Linked DNA regions of Homo sapiens: region 2 is linked to region 1. The links are chromatin contacts, found by Hi-C in ENCODE. All regions are on one chromosome and are shown on one strand. Each heading gives the region's core, a stretch centred on a gene start or an enhancer-like site at or near the end of the contact. The rest is flanking DNA. Distances are from core to core; before and after follow the strand shown.

Region 1 (5,382 bases), core at 463-2,962:
ACATTAGCAACCAGCTGTCAGAAAAAAATCAGGAGTAGGATTGCCAGTCTGGTCATTTCATGCCAAGTGTTCTTGAGAGGCAGTGTGTGTGCGTATGTGTCTTTGTGTGTGCATGTGTACACTGTGTGTAAATGGAGTGTGTTCTGTAGCATGAGAGATGTGCGTGGGTAAATGTCCTAATGATGGCAGAATGCCCAAACATGAAGATGTAGTAGAACCGTCAGTGGTAGAGCAATATAGCACAGACTCTCTATGGCTAATTGTGCAAGGTTCCTCTCACGAGCAGGAAGAGTGAGACAGGAAGATTAAAAAGATAATATATTTTTATGTTGGAATTACTTCGTGTATTATAGGTATGTTTAACATCAGTGAGGGCTCTGGATGCCAGCTTGTAAGTGAAATGCAAACACCATGTATGTATTTTCATTTTTAACCTTCATGAATTTATTTTACAACCTCCCCAAAACATAGAAACCTACAATCCCTTCAAAGTAAACACCCAGCGCTAGCAATTTTGTCCTGCAAGCATGAAATACATTGACCATTATGAGCCAGCGCAGCGATTACCCGTGAATTCTCGTATTCATTCTCTCTCTCTCTCTCTCTCTCTCCCCCACCCCACTCTCTTCCTCCCTCCCTCTTCTCCTCCTCCCCCCCTCCCCGTGTCCCCCTCCCCCCACCCCACTCACCGTTCCCTTCCCTCCCGCATCCCTCCTCCATCTCGGGGCAGAAGAATCTGGTGGGGCTATTTTGCAGAGAGATACAAGTACCAGGTGCCAAGCGGATACCTAGCCTCCTAAACTTAATGCCAATTCCCTCCTGAAAGAGGAGGAATGCAGTGATATCAGCACCGGGGACACGGGGATAGCGAACACCACCGCGGCTCTTGGAGTTTACAGAGGAGCAACCCCAGCTCCGTCGCCACCACCTCGCGCAAAAGCCCCCACCCCACCAAGACACACACACACACACACACACACACACACACACACACACAAAACACGCCGCTCTATCCTGCCCCCCGTTCACACGCGCGCGCGCACACACACACACACACACACACACACACACACACACACACAAGCCCTGGCTTCTTTCCCCATCAACACCGATGTTGCAGCAAGTCTGTCCGCACAATCCCGCACGCCTCAGGACCCAGCCTGGGCGCAGAGCTGGCAGGGCAGGGAGCGCACCGCAGGACTTGTAAATAAACCCTGTTCCATCCAGAACCGGAGCGCTTCTTACTCCACCGACCACCCCGGAGCCCGGCGGCAGGGAGGAGGGGGCGCAAGGGGTCAGGGAATCCTCCCCCTACCTTGCAATGAGAAGAGGGACAGGAAAAAGCCCAGCACCCAGACGCTGTGCAGCCAGTAGGTCCTCATGTCTCCGCTGCGCTCGATGCTCCCTCGCGCGCTCCTGCTCTCGCCTCTTCCGCTCGCGCTCTCTCTAGTAAAACGCGCCGCTCCTTTCCCTCGGTTTCCCTCTGGGTTCTCCTGGTTCCGGCAACCCGGACAGACAAGCCTCTTGCCGCACGACGGCCGGATCCCAGAACAGCCTTGCTCTCCTCTTCGGGAGCGCAAGCCAGGGGCCGGGATGGACGCTCGTAGCCCGTGCCTGGTGTAAACACACCGAGCCCCCTTGTCCCTCGAGCTCTCCCGCTTTCCTGCTTCCTATCCTCCTCTCCCTCACTCCCCTGCAGCTTCAACTAAATGCGATGTACTTAAACAAGCAGCGCCTTATAGGACCGCGAACCGAGCCGAAAGGGCCCCGCTACTGCCATCTAGTGCTCACAGAACGGCATCGCCGCGGCTCTTCTTCGCTGTGTGTCTGTGCCAAGTCTATCCAACGCCGCCAAAGTCCCCTCTGCTCTCAGCAAACACAGGTGAAGCTCTTGCCTTCTTAAATCCTTGACTTGACCTTGCTGTCCCATAAGTCCTGAATTTCTCCTTTTCACGAGGAAGCTCTTGGAACATGCTAGCCGCACATCTTCATCACCTCATTGCTCCTCTCCCTCTCAGAAATCTCCAGTGCTTTCCTAACAACTCTATGGAAATTTTTCTCCAAATGTCACCATGACCTCCACCAAAAAGTCCAATGGCCTTTTGAAGCCTCATCCTACTTGATTTTGATGCTGCGCTTCACAGCGTGTGCCATTCCTTTTTATTTGATTTCAAAGTCACTGGGTCAAAACAATTCTGGCACTTCTGACCTTCCCTCCAAGAGCCCTCTGGGTTCCTCTGCACTTCTTGGTTTATATCTTCTGTTATAATTTCTTTAAGTTACTTGGAAATAAAAGGTCTATTACAGCTACACGAGGATGGAAACCTCCACCACTAACCTCGTGCTTAGCCCTCAGCTTAGACTTCCCAGCTGGGTACCAAGCATCTCAAACTGGATGACTCAGGGCCAGGGCTGAGTTGGGTGAGTAGGCAGATGGGGCCGCTCTGAAGAGCACTGACTAGTAGTTAGGAAAGCTGGATTTCAGTTCTGTTACTGTGGCCTCCACTCGTTGGGGACCTTAACTAAGTCATTCAATCTCTGAATTTCATTTTATTCATCCATGTATTTACATGATAATGAATATTGGTCCCTTCCAACTGTTTGTAATATCTATGCTAGGTTTCTCCACCTTGGCACTACTGACATACTGTACCAGATAATTCTTTACTGTGTGGGGCTGTCTTGTGCACTATAGGATTTATAGCAACATCCCTAGCTTCTGTCCACCAGCTGACAGTAGCACAACCCTCATCCTCCTAGTTATGACAACCAAAAACATCTCCAGGCATTGCCAAATGCCCCCTGGAGGGAAAAACTGACCCAGTTGAGAACTTCTTATCTATACCCACGTGATTTTCTTCAGGAATTATTCCCCTTTTCCAACTTCCCTGTTTCACAGGCTTCAAGAACTTTTAGAAGTATATTTAATTCTCTCTTCTCCAATTTCAGTTGATCATCAGTCTCACCACGACAATGTGTAAATGTGTCTAAGATGTCTCTATGTTTTTTTTTCAGTTTTACTGCCACCTTTTTCATAATAAACACGTGTTGTGCATTATACTTTCTGAAATACTTTTAATTATCTCTAATGCTGTGATATGTTCAAGGGCTATGTTAGCTCTTCGAGCATTAGTGGGAAATGCAGACAAAGACAAGTTAAGTGACTTTTCTTATGACATACGATAGGCCAGTGAAAGCAACATTAGCAGACCTGAAGGAGGTCTCCTGACTCTAGCAGCATTCCTGATCCATCTCTCTAGTATGGGTCTTTATTGCCACACCCCTAGATTTCTACAATAGCCTTCTACCTGATCCCTTTCCTCCATTCACTGCTCTAATCTAGTTTATACGTTACCACCAGGTTAATCTTGTTAACAGTTTCTTCAAGACTCTCACCTGCTTATGAGTTATAGCTGCTCCTTATGGTCTTCTAGAACCATACTAGAATCACCTGAGGACTTTTGCTGACGCATCATCCCACCCCAAACCAATTAGATCACAATTTTTGGGTTGCAGCCCTAGCATCCGGAGTATTTTAAAGATCTCAGGCCATCCTAATCTGCAACCAGGGCTGAAAAACACTAACCTACCAGACAGAATTCAGATTCTTCATTTTTAAAATGTAAGGTCTTCTGAAATTTCTTATCTTACCTTTAACAATTTATTTTTTTTTCAATCCCCAATGGAGACACTTTCTTCTAGATTGCTCAGTCTTCTTTTTTCCCCATGCACTTCCTTTATCTGCTGCTTGTTTGTCTTGCCAAGTCTGTTCCATTCTCAGGAGGCAATTTGCAAGTGGCCAGAGCATAGACTTTGAATCTAGAACTAGATGGATTCAAGTCCTACCATGCCTTTAACAAATGGAGAGACCTTGCAAAAGTCTCAAAGGACTTTTGTGAGTATAACTCATGAAGTACTTAATAAATAATGTCTAGTGGTATTGTTTTTCAAGGATCAACCTTGATTTCTTCAATGTTAATGCATGTCTTAGTAAGGTTTCTCAAAATACAATCAATTTAAGAACCCAGATGCAATAGAATCACAGTGTACATGTTAAAATTCCAGATTACTTAGTCATACACACAACCTAGTCTATTAATATATTTGGATGTTGGAGTCCAGGAATCTGCATTTTACTAGTATATCTAGGTGATTCTTTTGCCCTCTAATGATTGAAAAATCATTCTATAAGAACCACAAAGTGTTAAGAGTTGTGAGAAATTGTTTGCTCATGTAGTCCAGTTTCTCAGCCTCAGCACCCTTGACATTTTGGCCCAGATAATTCTTTGTTGTATGGGGCTGTCCTTTTTATTGCAAGATGTTGAGCAGTGTCCTTGACCTCTACCCACTACATGCCACTAGCAGACCCCTCTCCTCAAAGTATGACAAACAAAAATATCTCCAGAAATCCTATATGTTGCCTGGGAAACTAATTTCCCCCCACCCCAGCCACGCCCATGGAGTACAACTTGTCTAGTCCAAACCTCATTATAAGATAAGAAAACTGAGTTTCAAGGAAATCGCATGACTTGCTAAATCTTGTAGTTTATATTTGGATTTGCCAGAGCCACAAAATGTGTTGCATCAGACTTTGTGATCTCCCTACATTATACTTAGAATGACTTCCAACAATTCTTTAAAATTCTTTCAAAATTGTTCTTGATGCCTAAATTAGATATTTTCCTGCAATATATACTTACTGGCTATAATATCTTTCTGTTTGTTTCTGTATTACTTTAAATAATCAATCCTAATTAATTTCTATGTCTTTGTCATGATTTTCCAAATTGATTTGTAAACACCGCTGCCAATTATCATGTATTAATCACAGAGCCTAGCAGAGTGCTAGATGGGCAGACATTTCTCGAGTATAGCTAGCAGTAGAATAATTACTTGTTTGCGTGTGGTCAGAGGGAGCTTATGCATTCATATATCAATTGTCCAGATATCAAAGTTTTCTTAGATGTAATATATGCTTAGAGACCGTTTGCATAAATATTCATTTTTTTTCAGCGAATGAATGTATCCCATGTTATTTCTGCCCACGCCCTTCACTTTAGTTCAGGTACACTGTTTACAACATAGGAAAGTGGTTCTCAAATTGGTTGGGTAAAGAACTTGTAGAAATTGCATAAATAGCAGACATTCAGGCCCTATCCCCAGAGGCTTTAATTTGCATGTGCATGGGGCTACAGGTCAGTCTGATACCTTGCCAGAGTTCAGGAAATCTAAACTTGAAGATTTGTGTGTGTGTGCGCGTGTGTGTTTAGTATGTTTTGTTGGAAATTTCTGAATGCAAAACTTTGCCCACATTCTTTGACGTTCAATTTATTATATATTCGTGTGGATGACATCCTTCTTAATATCATGGTGGAAGACATA
Region 2 (5,949 bases), core at 1,588-4,087, 450 kb before region 1:
AGTAAGGAAGAAAGAAAGGAAAAGCATTACTTTGGGGGCAAGAGAGATTTGCCTCTTCCCTTTCCTTCCTGCATGTATGGAGGGGCAAGGAAAGACTTACTTGACCTTCAGCCAGATAACGGCTTGTGGCTTTCTCTTACACACCCAGAGGCCACATTCCTTGATTCAATCTACTTTCAGCTGCACAAGCTCTGTGCCTTCATTTCATTAGAAGGGTAGTTTCTACCACAAACAAGTCTTCGTTCCTGGTACTAGGGTTAGGCCTGGTAACGCTTCAAAATCTTAAGAAAAAATTTAAAACCCCGATTTTATATGTAGAGAACCATCTCTTTTGATTAAGAATATTTTACATCATAATGAAATGCAGTCAAAGCTGAGGGGCAATTTGTCCTCTGGGGTATCACTTCTCTGAGTTCAAAAAAATATTCCTGTTTGTTCTAAATCACCTCTAAATTTACTTTGATTTGCAAATTCAATGTACTTTGTATAAACAAACACTGACAATGAATTAACAATACTATATGACCCCTTTCACTGAATGAATATAGATTTTCATGCTCAGATGATATTTGTGTCCCTGTCACATATTTTACTTCAGATCTTAATGAGTAACCTTGAGTCTTAATAACTTTTCCTTTAAGCCAAGCTCTCTTATTTTTCTTTGATATTTTCATCAACTACACACCATCCCCTGTAATAAATGAGAAAAGGAGAGGGTGCCCAGTCACAGTGGTATTCTGTCCAGATAGGAGCACGTTTCTATCCTGTCTACTTCCTACTGGCAAAAGCAATGCATGATAATTTGCTGCCAGTATTACTCAACCTTACCATATAGACAAATTATGTTATCTACGAAATCCACTCTAAGGGAAATTATTGTTCTGTTTCAATCGATTTCTTCATTCCTCACTATCACCAAACCATATTCTCCTTCAGTTGATTTGTATTTAGTATTCACTCAACAAACCTTAATTGAGAACTACCATGTGCCAGGCATCATTGTGTATTTAGGAAATAGTTTAGACTCTTGGTATCAACTCTCAAAGAACTGGACAGCTCACTTGGGTAGAAGAAATAAGAAAACCAAAGATTACAAAAAAGGAAATAGACAGGAAGACTTATTTACTTATTTGACAGACAGCCATAGTCTTTCCATAGGCCTGCAGAGAAAGGTTAGAGCAGCTAATGCATTTTGGCTTGGGAGAGAATAGTAAGAAATAGTCTAGAAAGACTTTAGAAACCAGACAGAGAATAGAACAGGCGTAAAAACTGATCCCAGAGTAACTCCACGTTTAAGGAATACAACAGAATAACAGTATGAACTGTGATTGGTGTGGGGATATTTTTGAAACAATGTAAAGAGAATTTGAGTATAATTATAATCAGAAAGTAAGGGACCAATGTCTTTAAAAATGTATGTAAAAATAAGGCAAGAACTGATGAACCAAGGTCTCAGAAGAGGTAGAACATGGGACTGTCTCCTACTCTACAGGGTCACCACAAGGGCAGGTTCCAGGCATGGATTACATCATAACACTTATACCACTAATCTCTGTTTAGAAGTGAAATCCCATAGCTGATAGCAGCCATTAAAAGGCATGGGTGACATATGATGACAGTAGAGAATATAGAGACAGTGTGTGCAGGTGTGCAGGAAGACTAGATTTGGACATTGGCTGTAAATGACTTAATGGATTCAACCAAAATGTAATGAGCACTTGTACAGAGGCCACGGATGTGTGTCATTCAGATGCCGTTTCTGGAGAACCTGACCGTTTGGAGAGAAGAAGTGACAGAGAGCCCTGGTTGCTGCCCCTTTGGGTCAACTGCACAGTCTTGTCAAGGCCACCCTCCTGCCAAGCTTTTCTCAGTCAATGCCTGGTCCCAGCAGTGCTACCGATTCTGACCCATTCCTATTGGATTTCTGTAACAGGTCACTTTTGCTTTTCCATCAGTCTGGCTGAGATCTTTCTAAGAACTGTGCCGCAGTCTATGACTCTCCCTACAAAATCCTTTCTCCCTTCTCTCCTTTCAGCATTGCAGTCTGAAGCCTTTCCCTGCCTATACCTCCTTTCCCCCCATTTATCCAACACTGGCAGTTCTTACCATAAATCTCTTGTACTTATAATTCTGTCTTGGCATCTGTTTCTGAGATAGCCCAAACTAACTCATGGGATTAGTTTAAGGGCTAAGGATTTTAAAAAACTGACAAAAAAGACAAAGTTTCTACCACCAAAGGTATGAGAATTCATTGTTTTAAAATATAGAACATTAGTGGGTATATCTTGCTTCTGTTTTCAGTTTCTGTAAAGAGAGTGATCCCTTTCTTTTTTTTCTTTTGTTTTGCTTTAATTCATTGCTTTAGTATTGGTATACTCTAGGATACCTAGGGCTGCTTTTCATATCTCTCAATTTGAGTTTATACTGTTTCCCTTACATCTCTGCCAGTATCAGAGTATCATTTTTCCTTACCTTTATGAGCAATCTCATCATTTATAATTTGTCTCTCACAGCTGCCCCTTGGCACTGTAGCAGAAAGTGAGTCATCCTACATCTATGAAATCTAAGATGATTCTGAGATAATTTAGTAAAGATTAACTATCTCACATCTTTCCCCCTCACTCTGTTTTTCATTCTGGCTCCCTGCCCCTGGCTGACAACATGTGCACGTAACTTTACTCATTCTGAACTGCACAGGCTAGAATGTCTCTACACTCACATGCCTTTCATCAAAATCCTACATTGATTTAAAATGCATGAGTCACTTTATTCATATCTTGGGTTTTGTTTGGGAAAATGCTGATGCTAGAAAATGGGAGTCTCATTTCTTCCCCCTCCTTTATTTTCAATGTTCCTCCATAGCCTATGTAGCAATTCTGGTTCACGCTTGGTATGGCCCATGGCTTGCAATGCTCCTTAGTCACAAAGGCCCAATGATTCACAGGTTTGGCAGGATTGCTACTTGATCTGGTATGCTGACCCTTTCCCTAAAGGTCTTAAGGCCCTCCTTCTTTGTGGAAGGAAAAATTGTTCTTCTGGTATATGTGTATGGAAAGGAGTGGAAAGGGAAGAGGATTTAGGGTGAGATTGAGAGGACAGAGGCATCTCACCATGGAAGTATGATAACTCACTGCCTCTCATGGATGATATGATCCATCTCATTTTCTGCTTTTCTGCTTTACCTGGTATAAAGCCTTATAAACCATTCAAAACAATCCATTTTGCAATAAAATGCTGTTGCATTCCAGTATGACTGTCTGTAGCTCAAGTTAAACTCGACCCCACATCAAAAGTGAGTGAAACGAGTCAGCTGCTAAGTCTCAGTGGATGCTCGTAGGTTGTCTTCAGGGCTTGAAAAATGTTGAAGGAAACCACATTTTAAAACAAAGTACATTGTATATCAGTGGACATGCTTCAATAGATGGGAGTGTTGCTGCAGGACTCCTTAGAATGCAAGCACTAAAGCTCTGTAGGTTGGTGCACAGGAGAATCTAGTCTTCTTATATTAATAAATTTTTAAATTCAAGTAGAAACAAAAATATGAAAAGATGTGAAGGAGTTAGGAACAAGCGTTAGGGATAATGAACCTCAGTGGATTTAAGGGCATAATCTGAAATCAGGAGCACTGGGTAAGCTTCCTTACCTCCTTGGAGCCCTTATGGCAGTGATGGCAAAACAGTGAGATAAGATGCTATGGGGTAAAATGCCTGGCTGAACAATACTGCTCTCCTACTTTGGGAGGATGAATTGGCTCTGATCTCACTGTGTCTCTCACTGTCTTCTAAAATTATATTCAAAGTTCATTTTTTGGGAAACATTCCAGACTAATCCTATTAGTCAGGTATGTTTGCATAGGTGTATTAAATTAATAAACATGCACAGAGATATAGATGTAAGGGTAGACATATAGCTTCTTCCATGTGTGCCAGTTAAGCTACTTTCTTCCTAGTGCATGGATAATAGAGGCTTTTTTGTATGTTTGTTCTGCCCTCTGCATTAAGTGGCTAACTCTTATAGGGCAAGGATCATAGCTACACAATCCGTTGTCTCTAGACACCCATCTGAGAAAGGCAGATTATTCTTTTGTACGAATGGTGAACTTTACGGTCAGAAAATCATGGATCTACTTTTATACAAATTTAGTCAGATAATAATCTCTAGGTACCTCAGACTCCCCTGCTGTAAATCAGGATCAGAAATAATTTCTTTGTGGGGGTGGTCTGAGAATTCTGATAATGGAGGGCAAGGGAATGTACAAGGCAAAGGTGGTGTGGAATTTCACAGTGCTGTTTTTTCACTACTCTAGTCTTCCAGTTTGCGAAGAGATTCCATTTTAATCCATTGGCTGTTTATTGAGGACACTTTATTTCTCCATAAGAGCTAACTCTGCCCCCTTGTGCTGAGTAAAATAATTTTTCTATTTTATTCGGTTTAATTTTATTTGCATTTAAGTGTTTATACCTATTTGAAAAATCATATCCAGCTACTCTTTTCAATAAGTCAAGTTATATAAGTGTATTTTCTTTAATAGGTTCCCTGGAGTAATTTTTCCTTTTTTTCATATTTTTTTCCTTTCTTCAATTCATCTGCAACCTTTTATGTTTAAAGTGCAATTCTTCACAAGGTCTCCCTGATGCTATTCATTACAGGCTTTTCTCTGTTGAGTACTGTCACAATTAGTTTTACTGTCCAATCTTTACCATGTCATAAGGAATAACTAAGACTTAAGGGTCAAAAGACCGAAATGAGATAGCAAGAGCTGAGGGCAGCGTTGAAACTTTTTGAAGAGTGTAACAAATGGATCCATCAATTCAAAAAGTGTACTTGGGAGTTTCACAAGGATTGCCTCTTTTTCTGATTGAAGACGTGTTTTCATTGTTCTGATCAATAAGTGATATAGGTCCTTTTTTAAAGAGTTCAGGCATAAATGAATAAAAACATTCTACTAGATTCCATGGGAAACAACTCGTCCTGCAGAGCTAAAAGTCTAATTGCTTAGTTAAATAACAATACAAAAAAACAGGATACAATTAAGAATTACCAATCTAATTGACCAAAAAAATGAGTACTTTTGAACTTCTGAGGATATGTATATTCAAGTGGTCTGAAAAAAGTAGGTGATGAAACTTAAAGTAGGCCTTGAAGGATAAGATATGGTGATGTATTAAAAATAAATTCAGTAGTTCACAGAATTAATGACAGAACTGGAGAACAAGGCTCAAGGTTACGGGAAAAGAAAATGCCCCAAACCACCTTAGAATTGGTTCTGAGCAGGAAAAAAAAAAAGTCTGCTTCCAGAGAGAGAACTTGTACCACTTGCTTCTCAAAGTGTCTTAAGCATAGCCAGTGGCCCTGGGGTATTTTCTTCCCAAAATGTAGGTCTCAAAATGTAGCTTATGCCACAGCTGAAGGGGAAGCTGAGAAAGTCAGTTTCCTCTCCAGTAGTGGAAGTAATCTCTTCACTGAGACATCAAATGTGGTTAGAAGGGGAATGGAAATCTCCAAACGTACACATGGATGGGCAGATATCAGGCGGCCACTGTGAATGACAAACACTTGCTATCAGCAGCCTCTTTTCAGTCAGCATCAGCTCATGAGACTTCAAAAGATTTCACAGGAAGAGTGTATCCATGTTCTCAAACTCTCAACATTTCAGAGCTAGCAGGGACATTAAAACTCCTTCAGCCCAATCTTTTTAATAAGTAAACCAAGTCTCAGAGACATGAGAAGCTATATCCAGGGTCACACAGCTGATTACTGGTGCAGCCATGATTAATGCTCTGGTCTTCTAATCCCTACCCGGTGTAGTGCTTGCGAATCTGTTCTATGGGCAATTATAAGAGAAATGCGCAATTATAAGAGAAATGCTTACTTCTTGGAAGAATGAAAGCAGCATCATATCTTCTCTACACTTGAGAAAGGCTTCCTTTTCTGCCTGTCAGATGCAAA

The links. Hi-C counts contacts between places; a loop is a spot of excess contacts on that map. Pooled maps may share reads with other maps.
Region 2: a map of IMR-90 shows a loop between it and region 1 (4-fold over the local background). The contact joins the enhancer-like site here to the promoter of LINC03051 in region 1. A Hi-C loop is called at or near these places in 2 of 168 maps with a recorded cell type or tissue (IMR-90 and posterior cingulate gyrus) and 6 of 50 pooled maps.

The regions. Positions count from the first base shown.
Region 1 is chr3:117,995,867-118,001,248 of GRCh38, forward strand. It overlaps LINC03051 (long intergenic non-protein coding RNA 3051), which reads right to left and starts at 1,713. Exons shown (of 3, transcript NR_182298.1): 1 at 1,316-1,713. RefSeq lists an enhancer at 1,384-1,930.
Region 2 is chr3:117,545,519-117,551,467 of GRCh38, forward strand. No RefSeq gene overlaps it. Among named protein-coding and RNA genes, the nearest start is that of LINC02024, 140 kb to the right of the region's middle. Within about 2 kb of position 2,838, at least 3 of the 41 ENCODE cell types and tissues checked have a DNase peak (open chromatin) inside an H3K27ac peak, as active enhancers do; they include IMR-90, where a contact is called at or near this core.